Regions from separate parts of the Homo sapiens genome. Here all the other regions are linked to region 4. A link is a contact called in ENCODE Hi-C or POLR2A ChIA-PET data. All regions are on one chromosome and are shown on one strand. Each heading gives the region's core, a stretch centred on a gene start or an enhancer-like site at or near the end of the contact. The rest is flanking DNA. Distances are from core to core; before and after follow the strand shown. Region 1 holds the start of GRAMD1C (GRAM domain containing 1C). Region 2 holds the start of NAA50 (N-alpha-acetyltransferase 50, NatE catalytic subunit). Region 3 has its middle 23 kb from the start of ZNF80. Region 4 has its middle 36 kb from the start of CCDC80.

Region 1 (2,700 bases), core at 37-2,536, 1.2 Mb after region 4:
AATCTGGAAGGGGAGACAGCTCCAAGGCGAGAAGGAGGAACTTTCAGGTCATTGGTACATAAAAAAATTTTCTGATTTGCAATTGGTTGAAAGCGTTATTATTGACTGGGAGCTGTGGCTTGCACGTGTAATCCCAGCACTTTGGGAGGCCGAAGGGGGCAGACTGCTTGAGTCCAGGAGTTCGAGACCAGTCTGGGCAACATGGCGAAACCCTGTCTCAAAAAACAAACAAACAAACAAACAAACAAACAAACAAAGTAGTTAAGCATGGTGGCACACGCCAGTAGTCCCAGCTACTCGAGAGGCTGAGGTGGGAGGATTGGTTGAGTCCGGGAGGTGGAGGTTGCAGTGAGCAGAGATTGCGCCACCGCACTCCAGCTGGTCTAATAGAGCCAGAACCTGTCTCAAAAGAAAAAGAGAAAAAAGAGTTATTATCAGTAGAAAGGAATGTCTGGGTTAGGATAAGGGGTTGTGGATACCAAGGTTTTATCATGCAGATGCAGCCTCCAAGTAGCAGGTGTCCGAGGCAATAGATGATAAATATTTCTTCTCAGACTTAAGGTCTGTGTTGATGTTAATGAGGCATGTCCAATCCCCTCTTTCATCATGGCCTGAACTAGATTTTCAGGTTAAATTTGGAACGCTCTTGGCCAAGAGGAGGGGTCCATTTAGATGGCTGGGGGTGGGCCTCGGCATTTTATTTTTGGTTTACAGAACCAAGAATCTGCAATACGTACAGCAGTTAATCAGTAACTTCAATCCTTTATTGGAAGGAACAAGAGTTTCCTGGCCGGGGGCGGTGGCTGACGCCTGTAATCCCAGCACTTTGGGAGGCCAAGGCCAGCGGATTGCCTGAGGTGGGGAGTTCGAGACCAGCCTGACCCACATGGTGAAACCTTGTCTCTACTAAAAATACAAAAATTATCCGGGCGTGGTGGCAGGCGCCTGTAACCACAGCTACTCGGGAGGCTGAGGCAGGAGAATCGCTTGAACTGGGAGGCGGAGGTTGCAGTTAGCCGAGACGGGGCCTTGGCACTCCATCCAGCCTGAGGAATGAGAGCGAAACTCCGTCTCAAAAAAAAAAAAAAAAAGTTTCCGAGCAATTCACCTTTTCGCACATTGGGGCAGGGTATGCCATTTCCTGGGAGGCACAGTAGTTTGAGGTTGGGAATAGGGAAGTCTCATTGTGACCCCTAGAAAGACAAGCCTTCAGGCTAACCCGGTAACACCCATCGTCAGGAATCCTTCACGGCCGCCAGAGGGCGCAAGGAGCTGCGGCTGGAAGTACTCGGAGGGCCGGCGGAGGAGGCGCGCGGAGCCTGTAACTCGCAGCGCGCGCTGGAGGTGGGCGCGGGGCGGTGCGGTGCGGTGCGCGCGGGGCGGTGCCGCGGCGGCGGAGGGAGCCGCGATGGAGGGCGCTCCGACTGTCCGTCAGGTAAGCCGCGGGCCTCGCTGGGGCAGGTTCCCATCTGTGGCTTTAGCCTACTTTTTCTCACGGTGATTGCTTGAACCTTCTCAGATTACAGTTAATCCCTCCCTTCCCTTTTCTTCGTGCTCTTTGGAGTAATACGGAAAGTTGTTACCGAGGAAACGGTTTCCTGTGCCTCTGCGAGCCCTTTCCCTACGGGCGGTGGTGGGGACATTTGCTTCCCTGTGGGCGTTGAGGGCTTGAATTTGGTCCCGAAATGTCCTGGTGCGGATGTCTCAGCCCCAGGCCCCCTTGGGTCAGGCCCCATGGTCGTGATTCTGACCCACTGTCAACGTTTTTTCCAGCCTTGCCCCCTTCCTTTCATTCTCAGCCCTGTTGTAAAGGTCCGGATAGTTTAAATCACTGTGCTGTCAGCCAAGTTTTTGATTTCAACTAGTCTAGTTTTATTTGTTTACTACCTTATTTGACAAAACGGAAAGCGTGCTTATTAATATTCAGGATGAAACCCCGCTTTTGTTGGACGGGCGCCTGCGTTTCTGAACACCATCCTCCTTCTACATTGGTTTGTGTGTATGTATTTTACTTTTAGAGAACTGCGGTCAGTGCTATATCTTCTGAAGAGCGTTATAGTTTACAGATTAGTGGAGGTACACAAATAATTGTTGAATGAACAGATGAATGAGTGTTATTTCACTTGATTTGAAAAACATTACTATGAAATAGTCAAGCTGGATATTCATGAACCCAATCAGTCACTGATTCAGTTATGTCCCTGGCACTGGGTGTTCGGGATTAGATGGTGATTAACACAGACATGATCCCTGCTCTCAATAAGCTTATTGTCTAGACTAGAGATAAAATTATTTCCTCTATTGTAGAGTTAAGGAACAGATGTACAGAGATTGACTTTGCTAAGGACCACACAGCTAATAAGTCAGAGAGACAGGAATCTACTGTAGCCACCCCAGAAAGCCAGAATGGACCCCCATCCCAAATTTGATTCAGGTGTAGAAACTGATGATGCCACACACACACCATGAGGTTGGAGTAGAAACTGATGATGCCACACACACACCCTGAGGTTGGAGTGCAGTGGCGCAATCTCGGCTCACTGCAAGCTCTGCCTCCCGGGTTCACGCCATTCTTCTGCCTCAGACTCCCCAGTAGCTGGAACTACAGGCGCCCGCCACCACGCCCGGCTAATTTTTTGTGTTTTTAGTAGAGACGGGGTTTCACCGTGTTAGCCAGGATGGTCTTGAACTCCTGACCTC
Region 2 (2,700 bases), core at 12-2,511, 1.1 Mb after region 4:
CAAACTATGGCATCGCAGAGAGCTTTTTAACGTTTATGAGCTTCATCTCTTTGAGGGTAAAGACAAGCTCCAAAACGGCTTGAGACAATGCTTCGGAAAAATGTTACGTAATTAATACATTAAAACTATACAACTTAATGGTAAGGAGACATTTCATAAAAACTTAACCAGTCGATCCAAAATAATTCCTAATTTTACGTAAGAGGCAAACGGTGAAAGACCGAACATTAACTTTGCCAATCACCTGAAAGGAGCAGCGTGGTAGAACTACCCAGGACCGCCTCAGCACTCAGGGGCAATAGTGAACTACTGAAGCAACAGCTCCACCTACTGATCCACCCTATACTTCCTTAAATATGTTGGCACCCCAAGTCTACAGTGATCGCGCTCTCTCCCCCTCCTCCACTCGCTGTGACCCAACCCAAATCTAGTTGAGTCACTAGCTCTTAATACTCATCCCCGTGCTCTTTATTCCAATTTCTTCTTCCTCCAGAAGGTTCTGCACAGCTCCCAAGCGTGAATTAAACTGAAAGGTGTCAAACACCGCAGTTCCAGAGTTGAGTCTGGAGGTGGAAGACAACCAAACCACTCCACCTGGAGCTGCGGGCCGGCGTGGCTCAGCGGTCCGCTCCCGGGAAGGAGGCCCCGGGCGCTTCACAATAGCCTTTCCATGTTGCCCCACTCGGTCGCTTCTCCCCACTCAACAACCCACACTCGTCTCCGAACCGAAACCCTGAAGCCCCCCGGGTCTTGCCTCCGCTGGCCCTTCAGCCCGCCAACAGCCCGAGCCTCGCCTCCGCCCCCTCCGGGAGCCGAGGGAACTGAGAAGCAGAGAAATCTCCCTCCGCCCGTCTTCGCCCTGAATCTCTCCTCGCCTTTGCGGCTCTCCCCCTCTACATGGGCCCGGACCCTTCTACCCCACCGGCCGGGCCCTGCCCGGCTGCCCTTCCTCACCCTTTCATCTTCCCCGCCTGCTGAGGCCGTCGTTACCACCGATATCAACGCCGTCGTAGTCGCCGCCCTTAGGTCTCCGCACCCTTAGCTCGGGCCACTCAACCCCGCAAGCCGGCCTCCTAGCCTGGGCAGGGAGCTGTGCGAGCAACGAAGGCCGCGAGAGTCGAGTGAGGGCTTGAGTCTGGTGGGGGCGGGAGTGTCTCCCGCCGCCGCGCTTGTGCCGCCGCTTCTCCACACGTGCACTCGGGTCTCTCGGCTCCCTCCCGCCGCTGCCGCCAGCCAGACCCGCTGCCGCGCTGTGACCTTTCACCCCGCCCCTCGCGCGCCGGCGCGCCGCCGCCTCACGCGCAGCCGCACTGCTCGCCTCCGCGCACCCTGCCCCCTCCACTCCGGAACCTCCATCTTTCTCCTGGACTGGGCCTTCTGGGGTCATGCTCCTCCCTCCCACCCGCTTACGACACTGCTTGTGGGGCTGGCTCGGTAGGCCCTGGCGGTAAAATCCAGATTTTTCCACCCCTCCCTCTCTTGTCCCATATCCGCAAGATAGTTTTTCTCAGCCCCGTTCTTCCCAGTTTGTGGTCTCCAGAGTGACCTTCAAACGCTGTTGCCTCCTAGTAGGGTTTTATAAAGTTAGTTCTTCTAAATGTAAAGAAATCTGTGGAAAGCTCAAGTTTAAGTTAGGTGTTTTAAAACAAACGTAGTTAACAATCGGCCAGATAGATTGGCTACCCTCCAGCACGCCTCAAGTTTTAAGATCACGTGATTGGCCCAAACCTCAGAGCCTGGAATTTTACCGGCGGACTCCAGAGGGACGGAACGCCACCGCCATTTCCTGTCCCTCGATTGTGGCGTGAACGTCACTTCCTTAGCAATGCGCTTTAACTCTTGCTGTCCACATTTTCCACATTGTACTTTATAACATACTCTTTGTGAAAATTTATCTTTTATTTCTTTAATCCAAGAAAATTAATATTCAAGGGATCCGTAAAAATTCAGGCCCCCCGAGATGTAGAGCGCTGGGATGGAGGAGGCAGGGCGGAGCTCGACGTCATGTGACTGGTTGGGCCCGCCCCCCCCCCCCCCCCCAACCTGTGCAGCTGAGGACTTCCCCTCCGTGGTGACAGCCTCTGGGTCCTCGGTCGGTACAGTCTCTGCACCTCGCGCCCCAGCAGGTGAGCGGCGACCGGTAACTGGCGAGTGGTGGGGATAGAGGGGGTGGAAGGAGGCAGAGGAAGGAGAGAAGGGAGAGTGTGAACGGCGACTTTTCTGCCTGAGGCTTCCTCCCCGCTGTCACCCTGCACCGGCAAGGAGCTCATTTCTCCTTAACCCCCGCTCCCCCAAGTGTGGTCGTTCCCGCTACTTGGGGATTCAGATGTCCACCTTTCCCAGGGTTGGAAGTGAGTGCGGCCATTATGGTTCCCTACTCAGAGCCTTTGGGGCTTCGGGTAGCAGATTGTTTCAGCCATTTCACAGGGTCTGCAGTAGACATTAGGTCCCATTCCTTAAAGCCCATTCTTTGGCAAAGGTCCTCACTGTCCTTACCCTCAGCTCAGGGCTGAGGAGCGGGGAGGTAGCAAAAACCCTGGAGGCAGAGGCGTCTCCGGTGAGACAGGCTTGGGAGGGACTGTCACTGATACGGCCCTCACTGCAGAGTCACTGTGAAGCTTCCCTCCGAATGTGCTTTCTCAGTGATTCTAAGGATTTTATCTGACATACCTGCAGGGAAGGTTCCGTAGATGTTCACGT
Region 3 (2,700 bases), core at 17-2,516, 1.5 Mb after region 4:
AAATGCATGGAGAAATGAGGCATCAGCAGGTACAGGTTACAGTGACTCAGGTGGGGCACAGGAATTTCATGATTTTAAAAAAGGATTCCAGATTCTTCTGTTCTCCTTGCCAAAGGCTAGTCAATTTTCCCAGTTGCTTCTCTATTGCCCCCATCTTATTCAAAACTGCACAAATTCAAATGACCCCACTTCATCTAGACAAAAACGTAAAAAGAAAAGACAGTCAATCAAGATTCTGCTTGATTAACATCTTGGGAGAAGGCTAACATGAGTCTTCAGGGATGAAAATAAATGGCTCTGAGCCTGGGCTGTGGTCATAAACCTGACCTTGTCACTGCCTAAGCGAGGAAAGCAATGGAGGAAATTAGAGCTCTCGTTCCAGTGTGATTACAATTGTACCCTTAACAGGACATGACAATGTTTTTTGGCATTCAATTATGTTTTGCTATGCGTGCATGCATACACTCACACACTCACACACGCAGAGCTAGAATTGAAATCATCTCAAGTGAGAATTCTTGTGATGCATTTAAGGGGCCTGCATTTGACAAGTTGCTACCTAGTTATGGACTAAAATCTCACCAGGCACCCCCATAGCTTATCGCCTGTCATTTCAAAACAAAGACATCCTGCTTCCCCTTTCTGTGTCACACCTCATCGACTCATTCTCAGCAGACTCTTACTTTCATTACAAGCTCGGTGCCACCTCCCGGACTTTCATCAGATGAAAACTTGAAAGAAAAAAAAAACCCATTCCATGTTTTGACTTGGACTCTAGGTGTTGTTATTCTCTCAGTCCAGCTTGAGAAAAAAAAAAAAAAAAAGCCCACCCCACGAGGGGGCAGGCCTGCTTTCCTGTCTCCTGCCACCACACAGTCTCTGAAGTGTGTGAAGAAGAGAGGAAGAGACAATTAACACTCAGCACCAATCTGCATTTCCTTTTTAGCTGCCATTTACACGCTGCTCAGGTTTTGAAAACCAGCATTTCATGCTACTCCCTAGAGAGCCAGCACCAGCTTCAGCAGGATCCATCTGCACAGCACTCACATTGCTGAAATCTTCAGCCAACCCAGAATTCATTTATTTATTTTTTGAAAAAAAATGAGAGAGAGGAAGTGAGAGAGTACGAGTGAGAGAGCAAGCAAGCGGGTGAAAATAATAGATTAGAATCTGGTAATATTTAATGCGCACGCTTGACCAATCCCTGCGCTGGTCCAGGCAGGGGTGAGTCAGTGGAGTTTTTCTTTGATCATCTTCTAGATTAGTGTGAGCAGCGAGCGAATGAGCAAGAGCGTGTGACAACAGAGGATGACAGGCTGTGAGGTTCGAAGCAGGAAGGACACACTCCATAAGTCTCGGCACTGCTCATCAGCCCATGTGTCAGCACGCTCTTGCTGATGGGAGCAGCGGGGAGAAACGCCATACTGGGAAGTCACTGCTGGTGTGGGACAAGTTACAAGATGCTTCTGGGGGAGGAAAATGTGTATCATCAACTCCTCAGGTCTGGCCAACTTGCTTTATTTCCTTTAGCCCCCAAAGGGTGGAGCATTGAAGCATAATAGCTTCAATAAGCTTTGTTATTTTAACATTATTATTTTTTAAACTGAATTCACCACCACAGGAGGTCACAGAGTCAATGGTCACAGCTGGCTTTTAAAAAAGGGTTGAGTCACTTTGTGATTGATAAAACAGACTCAGCCTGAGATGAGGGCAATCAGGTTTCCTGCTTGAAGGCATCAGTTGATCACTACAGGGGTCGGAAAGAAGTGTTTTTCTTACGCAAGTTCTGGCATAATAGTCTAGGTGAATGCAAAAAAAAAAAAAGTTAGTCTTTTGATTTGTTTGTTTTTGTTTCTAAGAGAGAGCAGAGCTAAAAAGCCCATCCTTACCTCAGTAGACCAATGAGTGGTCTGATTCCATCTGGCTCTGCTGCTCAGATGGCAGTTGTGATGATAGTCATGCTACAGACACATTTACCAACTAAGCAGTGCAGACAGTACTCTGCATTGGCCCAGATTTACCTAGGAACAAGCACAGGTGTGCTCAGATAAGGAAAATACCTTAGGTCAGGAGGTGGGGTGAGCACATGGTTGTTAAAATAGAATTTAGTGAGTTAAAAAAAAAACCAGCAAACCAACACAAGACTCATAAGTACCCTATAGTATCTGCGGATGCCGTTACACGTCAAGTTAAACCACATCTTCTCAGGATACAGGGGTGTTTTGCAGCTCTCACATTAACACAGATGTGTAACGTGGGTTTCTCAGCCTATCAGAGATGGGGCAAGATAGGGTTATAATAAACAGCTTTTGTTTTTTTTGGCTCTGCCCTTACTAGGGGAGACTTCCAACCTTACCAATTCTCAAATAGTTCTTGGAGTCCCTGGTGAGAAGGATGCCCCTCTTCCACCATTCTGACTTAATGACACTGGAGCCACACTGCATGGGTTCAAATCCCAAACTCATTCCTCCACTCAAAATGTATTTAAGGGAGTGCCCACTGTGAACTTGACATTATTCTAGATGCTGAGGAAAGAGCCATTCCACATTTTCCTGTAATTTTGGTTCTAGTGAAGGTGTAGAAATGCAAATAAATAAACAAGTAAATGTATAATATTTCAGATAGAATATTATAGAGATGCTGTGGAGGGAACAAAAGCCTACTTGAGATGTCTTCAACAGAAGACAAGAAGAATGAGAG
Region 4 (2,814 bases), core at 298-2,797:
GAGTAGAAACAGAAGCAGTATGATTCTCAGGAGAAGTGAAGTGTCAAAGGAGGACCTGGAGATCGCAAGGGAAGAGGGAGTGGTGTTGTTGGGGGAGCCCGGCACGGAGCGTGATTTGCTCCTTGGAAAGTCAGAGGTGATGGGTGTTTCTCATCTGGGCAGAGAAACAAACACAAGGAGTCAGGATCTGCGGCTTCCTGGGTGGAAACAGGGCCAGACAAGACAGTTCAGACGGGACTAGAAAAGGAAGCAGAGGGGAAGCAATTGGCAAAAGGTTTTCCAATAGTCAGAGATGGTAACAAGCTGGTCCCAGATGCTTGGACCCAAATACTTAGAGCAATAAGTTGACTTCATAAGGTAAATTGTAAACTAGACAGTGCTGAGCCATATCTAATTTATACTTTAGGTGTCCTCATGATTTTCTAGAAAAAAATTACTATAAATTTTAATTATTTTGGTTATTTTCCAGTTTTCTTCAATGTTTCTTGTTAAATTTTAATTTGAATCTCTTTTCCTAAAGCCACCTTGTAAATGAGTCTTTATTTTGAGATTTTTTTTTTCTTCCATTTATTTGCTGAATTTAATCAATACTCTTCATTTCTTCCTGGCTGGCTTTTGTTTGTTTATTTTTTGGTCCACTTGGGTTTTTGTTTTTCAATTTTTCATTCACTTCAAATACAGGTAAGTAAGGCTTGAAAGAGATGGGTATTTGTAGAAGCCACAGCCTGGCAGAGAAAGGAGCATCTGCAAAGGCACTGAGGCAGGAGCAAACCTATCTTATTTGAGCAAAATTAAGAAAATCCGCATGGCTGGATTAGAAGAGCAATGGGATTATTTTTATTATGTGTCGGGCACTGTCTTAGGGGCTTTAAAAATATTAACTCATTTTGTTCTCAAAACAACACTACGAACAGGATACGATTTTTAGCCTCATTTCACCAATGAGGAAGTGAGGCACAGACCAGTTAAGTAATTTACTCAAAAACACACAGAAAATAGAGCCACAGAATAGTCTGGTTCCATCTTTTATACTAGGAGAAGGAGGAAAAGAAAGAGGAGGAGATGGAGAGGAAAGTGGAAGGGGAAGGAGAGGAAGAGGACAGGGAAGACTAGGACAGGTGAAAGGTAACAGGGTACCTCAGCAGGTAGGTCTCACAGAGCATTTCTGGGACTCTCACTTTTACTCTGAGTGAGATGGAACATCATGGGAAGATTTTAATCAAGGAAGTGACATAATTTGATTTACATTGGAAAAGGATCCCTCTGGCTGCTGGGTTGAAAACAGACTGTAAAAGAGAAAATGATGGAAGCAGGAAGACCAGCAAGGAAGCTATTAAAGTAACACAGGGTGTCAGATCAGCTGATATTCACAAATTCGGATTTTTCATGCAAAAAAAACCTCATCTTTGTGTTTCTTTAAACATATTGGCAACTAATTCAAGCCTTTGTAAAATACTGTGACTGCTCATTAAAAGACATGTTGACAGACACCACCCCCTCACCCGTAACACACACACACACATGCGCGCCCTCTCCTCTTGCATGACTCCTCTCTCAGGGCTGAGCTGTTTTTCTGAGGGTGCCACAATGAATCAGCTGCTTAGTCATCTCTGGAGTGCGGGAGCTAGCAGAACAGCAAAGAGGCATTACAAACCCAATAGCGGGTTTCACTTCCTTGAGCAGTATTTATTCTGCTCTCTACCTCATGCTGCCCAAACTGTTGGAGAGGCCCTATCCACTCTCCCTGCCTTTTCAGCCCTTATTCTCCCAAATGCAGCCACAGAGGAGGTAAGAGAGACAATCCTGGTTGGTGGCAGACATTATCCTAGTATCATTTTTCCTGCCCCTGGAGACCTGAGATGCTGAGTTATAAATGCCCCCTTCACATTTGAAACTATATTTTGCAAGCCCTAGGAAGGCAGCTGTGCAAAGCTTGCAAGGAGGACAGAAGTGTGCAAACTTTTTTTTATCCCCTCCTTAATAAAATCATACAAATTGATGCAGGTGAACCCGCTAGCCACCAGTGGATATCTGATATCAGTCTGAAAATTTTAGACCTGATTTCTGAGGTGTGCATGAGCTTTGGCCTTTGTTTTAATAACCAAGGGCTGAGATTCTCTTTGAGAAGAAGGTCCCCTCCCATTCTCTATGCATTTTTTATTTGTATAAATTTAAAGGGTACAAGCGAAATTTCGTTACATGCATGTATTGCACAGTGGTGAAGTCATGGCTTTTACTGGATTTGTTATCTGAAAAATGTACTTTGTACCAATTAAGTAATTTCTCATAATCTCCCCACCTTCTGTGCCCCCACCCTTCCAAGTCTCTAGTGTCTATCATTCCACACTCTTTGCCCATGTGTACACATTATATAGCTCCCACTTATAAGTGAAAACATGCAGTATTTGACTTTCTGTTTCTGAGTTGTTTCACTTAAGGCAATGGCCTCCAGTTCCATCCATGTCACCGCAGAACACATTATTTCATTCTTTTTTATGGCTGAATAGTATTCCATTGTGTTTATATACCACATTTTCTTTATCCTATTATCCATTGACAGGACACTTAGGTTGATTCCATATCTTTGCTGTTGGCCACACATTTTTTTAGATGTGGTTACTACAGCAACACACTTGTCAGGTCAGCCTTGGGAAGACAGCAATAACTTCTGTCAGGATACAGAAACAAATTTATCTTCTTAGTAGCTGGCCAGATAATTTCCTAAGGGAGAAAGGGCTTTGATAGCAATGAGGTGGGTAAAAGACATAGCCTTGGTCTTAAGTGAAGAAGGAAAGTAGACGGAAGACTGGGACC

What was found. A loop is a pair of places that touch in the nucleus more often than their neighbours do. ChIA-PET counts read pairs that join two places held with the same protein, here RNA polymerase II (POLR2A). Pooled maps may share reads with other maps.
Region 1: a pooled map shows a loop between it and region 4 (3-fold over the local background). The contact joins the promoter of GRAMD1C here to the enhancer-like site in region 4. A Hi-C loop is called at or near these places in 1 of 37 single-sample maps with no recorded cell type and 3 of 50 pooled maps. POLR2A ChIA-PET finds 5 or more read pairs at or near these places in 1 of 52 experiments (activated CD8-positive, alpha-beta memory T cell).
Region 2: a map of naive thymus-derived CD4-positive, alpha-beta T cell shows a loop between it and region 4 (3-fold over the local background). The contact joins the promoter of NAA50 here to the enhancer-like site in region 4. A Hi-C loop is called at or near these places in 1 of 168 maps with a recorded cell type or tissue (naive thymus-derived CD4-positive, alpha-beta T cell), 1 of 37 single-sample maps with no recorded cell type and 10 of 50 pooled maps.
Region 3: a pooled map shows a loop between it and region 4 (16-fold over the local background). The contact joins two enhancer-like sites. A Hi-C loop is called at or near these places in 2 of 37 single-sample maps with no recorded cell type and 8 of 50 pooled maps.

The regions. Positions count from the first base shown.
Region 1 is chr3:113,837,502-113,840,201 of GRCh38, forward strand. GRAMD1C (GRAM domain containing 1C) reads left to right here and starts at 1,287. Exons shown (of 18, transcript NM_017577.5): 1 at 1,287-1,435. The coding sequence starts at 1,409. RefSeq lists a silencer at 1,300-1,499.
Region 2 is chr3:113,744,988-113,747,687 of GRCh38, forward strand. NAA50 (N-alpha-acetyltransferase 50, NatE catalytic subunit) reads right to left here and starts at 1,262. Exons shown (of 5, transcript NM_025146.4): 1 at 955-1,262. The coding sequence starts at 962. ATP6V1A (ATPase H+ transporting V1 subunit A) reads left to right here and starts at 2,048. Exons shown (of 15, transcript NM_001690.4): 1 at 2,048-2,126. RefSeq lists enhancers at 106-842, 446-595, 843-1,578, 1,579-2,314, 1,636-2,005 and a silencer at 1,166-1,285.
Region 3 is chr3:114,213,050-114,215,749 of GRCh38, forward strand. No RefSeq gene overlaps it. Among named protein-coding and RNA genes, the nearest start is that of ZNF80, 23 kb to the right of the region's middle. RefSeq lists an enhancer at 687-1,360. Within about 2 kb of position 1,267, at least 12 of the 41 ENCODE cell types and tissues checked have a DNase peak (open chromatin) inside an H3K27ac peak, as active enhancers do.
Region 4 is chr3:112,675,389-112,678,202 of GRCh38, forward strand. No RefSeq gene overlaps it. Among named protein-coding and RNA genes, the nearest start is that of CCDC80, 36 kb to the left of the region's middle. Within about 2 kb of position 1,548, at least 14 of the 41 ENCODE cell types and tissues checked have a DNase peak (open chromatin) inside an H3K27ac peak, as active enhancers do.